2 separate regions of the Homo sapiens genome follow, and region 2 is linked to region 1. Evidence: chromatin contacts called from ENCODE Hi-C or POLR2A ChIA-PET data. All regions are on one chromosome and are shown on one strand. Each heading gives the region's core, a stretch centred on a gene start or an enhancer-like site at or near the end of the contact. The rest is flanking DNA. Distances are from core to core; before and after follow the strand shown.

The links. A loop is a pair of places that touch in the nucleus more often than their neighbours do. ChIA-PET counts read pairs that join two places held with the same protein, here RNA polymerase II (POLR2A).
Region 2: a map of ascending aorta shows a loop between it and region 1 (2.2-fold over the local background). The contact joins two enhancer-like sites. A Hi-C loop is called at or near these places in 3 of 168 maps with a recorded cell type or tissue (ascending aorta, endothelial cell of umbilical vein and heart left ventricle). POLR2A ChIA-PET finds 5 or more read pairs at or near these places in 2 of 52 experiments (PC-9 and activated T-cell).

The regions. Positions count from the first base shown.
Region 1 is chr10:3,493,638-3,496,634 of GRCh38, forward strand. The region is part of intron 3 of LINC02669 (long intergenic non-protein coding RNA 2669); the gene reads right to left. All of the region lies in intron 1 of LOC105376360 (a long non-coding RNA gene), which reads left to right. The region is part of intron 1 of LOC124902538 (a long non-coding RNA gene); the gene reads left to right. Among named protein-coding and RNA genes, the nearest start is that of LINC02669, 7.7 kb to the right of the region's middle. Within about 2 kb of position 1,345, at least 7 of the 41 ENCODE cell types and tissues checked have a DNase peak (open chromatin) inside an H3K27ac peak, as active enhancers do; they include ascending aorta, where a contact is called at or near this core.
Region 2 is chr10:3,537,855-3,540,812 of GRCh38, forward strand. All of the region lies in intron 1 of LOC105376360 (a long non-coding RNA gene), which reads left to right. Among named protein-coding and RNA genes, the nearest start is that of LINC02669, 36 kb to the left of the region's middle. Within about 2 kb of position 1,382, at least 8 of the 41 ENCODE cell types and tissues checked have a DNase peak (open chromatin) inside an H3K27ac peak, as active enhancers do; they include ascending aorta, where a contact is called at or near this core.

The DNA.
Region 1 (2,997 bases), core at 95-2,594:
AAATACTGTCTCAAGGTTGGTTAGCGCTTTCAGATGAAGCATCTCATTTGCTGTCATAACAATGATACCTGCCTGACCTTATAAGAACAGGTATCATTATCTTCATTTTCATTTGGGTAAGTTGAAGTTTAGCAGACTTGAATGACTCATCTGAGGTTGTTCTCTCTCTCTCTCTGAGGCTGCCTCTCCACCTCTTTGACAATCCTCTCTCCAAACCTGTTTTTGTATATAAAGAGGACTAATCTTTCTGGTCTATCCTAATGTCCACTTTTGTACCCAGGAAGAGATTATTTCTTTGAACATTTCCATCACAGAACAAATAATTATATAAGGTTTTATTGTGAATTCTCTTAAAATAATGTAGCCCAAACTCAGAATTTTCAAGAACATAACTCATGTCCCAGAGCACAGATGATAACAAAATACGTGAACGTTTTTGTCTCGGTTCCTGTTAACACTGAAAACTCGGTCACATCGTATTTTCAAGGAGTCAAGGGCAGATTCCACGTGCCGTCTTCTGTATTGCAATCACCGAAGGTGTTTGGCGGGGAGCCCATGGCTCTGTGTCTTCCTAAGTTTTTGTGCTTTTTCCTGTCTGCTGTTCTATTAACCTTACTTAAGTAACGGCGTTGAGTGTGAGCTACCTCCTTTCTTGTTAGAAGTGCGTGAACGTCAGGCAAGCCTCACGCCGCCTGACTGGGGAATGCTTGCCCTCACTCGGCTTTTACGGGATGATTTCCATCACAGTGTTACATCACAGTGTATTCTAAGAAGCATTTAGCTTCAGGATGTATCAGAGTGTTTTCCAGTAAAAAGCACGTTTCAGGCCATGAGAAAGAGGCTGTGGATGAACCACACTTGGAATTCCGACTCCTGCGGTGCTCCCAGGTGGAGGAAGTGGCGAAGGGGGCACTGAATGTAGCCTTGGGACATTCCAAACGGGCGATCACCACAGAGAAAGTCATTTCTTCCTCTCTTTAGAAGCAGCTGTGTTTCCTCAAGAAAGTGACTTTATCTGGCTATTCCATGGGGGAAAGCGAGCTGTCTCAAAATTAGCCTTATATGCTGTGCGGTATTAAAGGAAAATTATACTTGGCTCACCAGTGAGTCATCGTACTGGTTTCGCTTTATTTTTATTTCTTTTCTACTTTAGGAACTGAAGCTTGAGGGCAACTGTAGGGGGAAGGTGGGGAGGATGGGAAAGATGCAGAGAGAGCCTGCGCCATGGTGGTCACGAGACAGAGGAGAGCAGAGACATCCCAGCGGCATAAGCCTGAGACCCCAGGCAGGGCATCAGCTCTCCGAGCCTCAGGGGCCTTCCCTTTGAGGACATTAGCAAAGGCGTGCTGGTCCTCAGCACTAAGCTCACATCCAGTGGACGCTGTTCACTGCCATCAGGGTGTGTGCATTCAGCGTGGCTGGCAGGAGAATGACTCCTTAATACTCTGCCGATTACGCTACTTACTTATTTGTATTATTTATTTTTTGAGACGGAGTCTAGCTCTGTCACCCAGGCTGGAGTGAGTAGCACGATCTCAGCTCACTGCAACCTCCATCACCCTGGTTCAAGCAATTATCCTGCCTCCACCTCCTAAAGGAGCTGGGACTACAGGTGCGCGCCACCACACCAGGCTAATTTTTGTATTTTTAGTAGAGAAGGGATTTCACCATGTTGGCCAGGCTGATCTCAACCTCCTGACCTCGGGTGATCCTCTCGCCTTGGCCTCCTAAAATGCTGGGATTACAGCCGTGAGCCACAGTGCCTGGCCCAATTACTCTCGAGTAAAAGAACAGTATAGATGTGACTCACTTACAAATCCACATACATACATCTGTTTAGACTCAAAACACGTGGGACTACATTTACTCTCTGCTATTTTGGGAACTCAGCAGGGAATTTGCCTAAGAAAAAGTTTACACCCTCAGGCCAGAAAGGCAACTGCGCTCAACCCAGAGTCCTGTAAATTAATTTGAAGTCTTTTGGGAATAATGCTGAAACCAAAACCCAAGAGTTTCCCCTTTTCCCTTTTGGAAAATCAAGGAGAAATGAGAAAAAAGAAAAATTGTAAAGACCAAGCATTAGAAATAAAATCCCTTGACTTGGACCCAAGATTAGAAAAGAAGTTAAAAGAACATACCCTTCCTTTATCTCTCTGCGCATGTGTAGGGTATAGAAGCAATAATCTTATTGTTACAAAATACAGACAGTAAAACTCGAATTAAATGGAGTGTTTGGGCAAATCATTACCCCGGACAGCTGAGGCTTTCCAATTTGAAGACAAAGGTAATACCCTCTAAGCACCATCATTTAAAATCAACAAATTTTTAATTATAAATTTTACATAATCCTTCTTCTATGTATTTTTACTGTCAGTTTTGTTTTATTTCTCTGATTATAAAAGCCACATGTGGTTAACACCAAGCAGGTTCATTTAGTAACGTCTAATAAAGAAAACAAAAAAATTACTCTTCATCCCATAACCCAGAAATAACCACTCTTCATGTTGTATCTCACCTTTGGGAAGAGCATTCTGAACCCCGTTCCTGTACCCTGGGGGGAGTCGGAGGTGTGATTCACAGCTCCTTGGAGCTCTCAGCCCTGTGGGGCATGCAGATGACAAAGCAGGATAAACGCTATGAAGACCTGTCCTGAGTGTTAGGAATGAGACATCCTCCCATTCAGGTGGAAGATAAAGGGCAGAAGAGAGAGGCATTTCCAGAGAGAACAGCCTGGAGGGTTTCAGGTAAAACAGCACCTGAGCGGAGCCTCAGAAGTGGGGAGAGAGAAAGGAGGTTTCCAGGCAGAGTAAGCATCGAAGTCCCAGCTCAGCCCCGTGTCCAGCGCTTACTGGGTGAACTGGGGAGAGGCAAGGCTGGAGCTTCCAGGTGTGGGTGGCTACAGGTCAGATCTTAGAAGTTGTTGCAGATCTGGGCAAGAAATTCACTTTTTTTTTCCTTTTTCTGAGGAAATAATGTGAAGCCAGTAAATGTTAAACA
Region 2 (2,958 bases), core at 132-2,631, 44 kb after region 1:
TTACCTATTTCCACATGCTCCACACTAGGACAGGTGGCCTCCCATCACAGTTCCCATCCTTCACCATTTGACCTCAGGGCGCCTTAAATTCTGTTTCTATACATTCCCTCTATAGCTAATTGAGGCCTTCCTAAACGCCAGCCACCATTTAGCCCTTTACGTATATGGTTGGCTCATAAATACCCCTGAGAGGTAGGATGGTTCCCACCCCATGACAGATGAGGAAACTGAGGCACAGGTGAGGCTGCCAGTTTCCCCAACCACTCAGCTGGGGTGTGGCAGGGCAGATGACAGAACCAGGGACCACAAACCCTAAAGGGCGGCAGCGGCAGCAGCAGCAGCAGCAGCCTCTGCACGGGCACGGGTGGCGTTGGTTTTGTGTGTCTGCTGTTTGTTAGGGGTCCAGCCTGTCTGTTGCTGCTGTCTGTGTGTCTGTGTGTCTCATGCGATGCATCATTCATTGCATGGGGACCCTGTTTTGAGGCCTATCCGAAGTTTCATCCTGTTCCTAAGCTGCTCTAACCCGACTTCAGAGCTGTCTGCATCTCAATCCCATGATCTCACTCCAGAGGCAAAAACAAACCCTGTGAAGTGGGCAGACATTGCCCGTAACTGCAAAGTGTAACAATGTTGTTGTCATCATTATCCAATAACGCCAGAGCAAAGACATTGTTTTTCACTTTTATTATTATACATCAAAGATATGGTATTTTCCATGTATGTTCATTTAGTCCTTAAGTAAATATTTGTCGATTACATCATTGGATCTTCACAGAAGTGGCTCCTGACTAAACAACACTGTATTGTAAGAGAAATGGCATCATTTTTTAGCATATTTTCTCTTTAGAAAAGAAGACAGAGATTTGAATTTGGGCGACACACATAATAAAATGGATGTTTTCTTTTTAACAACCAAATCATACTCGAATTACAAAACCCTCCAGGCATTATCAGTTAATGCAAACACAGGAGGAAGATTTCTGCTCTCCGATTACATAAAACGTCTCCCCATTCCCAAGATCCTGGAGCCTCTCTCCCAGCGTCAGCTGTGGACCGCGGGTTTTGCAGAACGGGAATTCAGGCACTGTGATCTCAGCCAGTGAGGAGGTCAGATCAGGGCCCCAGGTTTGCCTGGTGGACCTTCCGAGTGGAAAGCAGCCAATGATTTGTTACCATGCAGGACAGCCGCCTCCGGGAACCCGTGTGTGGCCCGGGTGCCACGCAGCCTCGCGACCCCTGCCTCTCTTCACTGGCTTGTTCTCTGCCTCAGTCAGAGCCAATGACTTAGTGGCATCACAATTTTCTCAAACTTGCCAGAACTTTCTGGAATGTACTTAAAGAAAGCCATGACTCTGCCTCTTGTTAGCTGACATTCATTAGAGGCTTTGTGTCAGAGCTGGAAGCCATGAGTCACACTTGCTGATACAAGGGGAGATCTCAGCAGGAGGAACGGGCCTCGTGGTGCCCGTGCGCTTCCTGGAATTGTGCTGTAAGTGAAATGAGATGCTGGTGCCTGGGAGACCAGAGCTCAGCCCACATGGACTCCTCTGACACTTCGTCTACACTTAGAAACCTCCAAGCAGGCACAGGCCAGGCGCAGGTCACTTTCTTCAGCCCCATCTCCCCAGGCAGCCCCAGAGGCGGCGGCAGTGGGCTCCCAACTTCATGAATCCGCTGGAGCACGGAGATGTGGCGTGAAAACATGTCACACTCCTGGAGACGTGCATGAAGCCTCCTGGTGGCCTCAGAGTGTCTGGGGCCACCGGTCCTTTGAGATTTTAAGGAAAACAGTGTGTTTTCTGCTGTCTCCCCCTGACACAGCACTCTGAAAATCAAGCCGGAGCACCTGCAGAACCTCAGCACTGTCCAGAGCATCGTTGTGAGGGTCGGTTGCTGACCCAGGGCACGTCAGCCCCTGGAGGCCGAGTTACACTAACCTAGCCTCTGTTCCCTACATTCCTTGGTGTGGACTCTGGAATGGACCATGGAGAGAGAGGACATGAGAGCTGGAACTTTAATGCCCATTCCTTCGGCTCTGGATGTGGGAAATACAGGTCATGCCGAGATAACACACTTTTCACCACAGGGGCGTTCACAGGAAGGCCACACGCTTCATGTCAAGGGTTAGACCAGAGGCTCAGGGCTGTGTATTCACAGTAACGGCCAAGGAGGAAGGGATGGAGTTGATGCAACTGGAAACCCCCTTAGCAGTTGACATTAGACCCTGTCTTGCAGAGGTGCTGAGGGACGAGCTGCCTTTGAAGCCTGGCGCACGCATCTCCCAAGGCTGCGGCAACCAAGCACTGTGGATCAGGCGGCCTCAACAGTGGGAATGCAGGTTCTCACACTCCCTGGGGCTGGATGTCCTGAACAAGGTGTTGGTTCCTCTTGAGGTCTCTCTTCTTGTCTGGTAGACGCCATCTTCTCCCAGCGTCCTCACACCATCGCCCTCTGTGTCCCAATCTCCTCTTCTTACAAAGACACCGTCAGATTGGACGAGACCGCATGCTAATGACCCTGTTTTAACTCAGTTAACTCTGGAAAGACCTCATCACCACAGTTCTCACCTTCCCAGGAGGTTCAGACTTCAACACCTGAAAACTAAGGACACAACTTACTCCTTAACAGTGTGTGTGTGCCTGCATGTTCTTAAATCTTCAAAAAACTATGCAGTTGAAGAATTTGGGAAAATGCTTCTAGGCCATACATGGTCCTGTACTGTCATTTAAACAGTCCCCCCACTCTCCCCCACACACACAGGGCCCTCGTCTCTGAGGGTCTTCTCCACAGACACCTCCCACATCCACAAAATGAGATGCCCAAGCTAGAGGGTCCCCTGGCACCCTTTAGAGAAGGACAGAAATAAGACGGAGGAAGAGGAGGGCTGTGGATAGGCCTGAGTCACTTCATCACAGATACCTCTTTAGAAAACCCTATGGATTGACTTCTTGGTGTAAA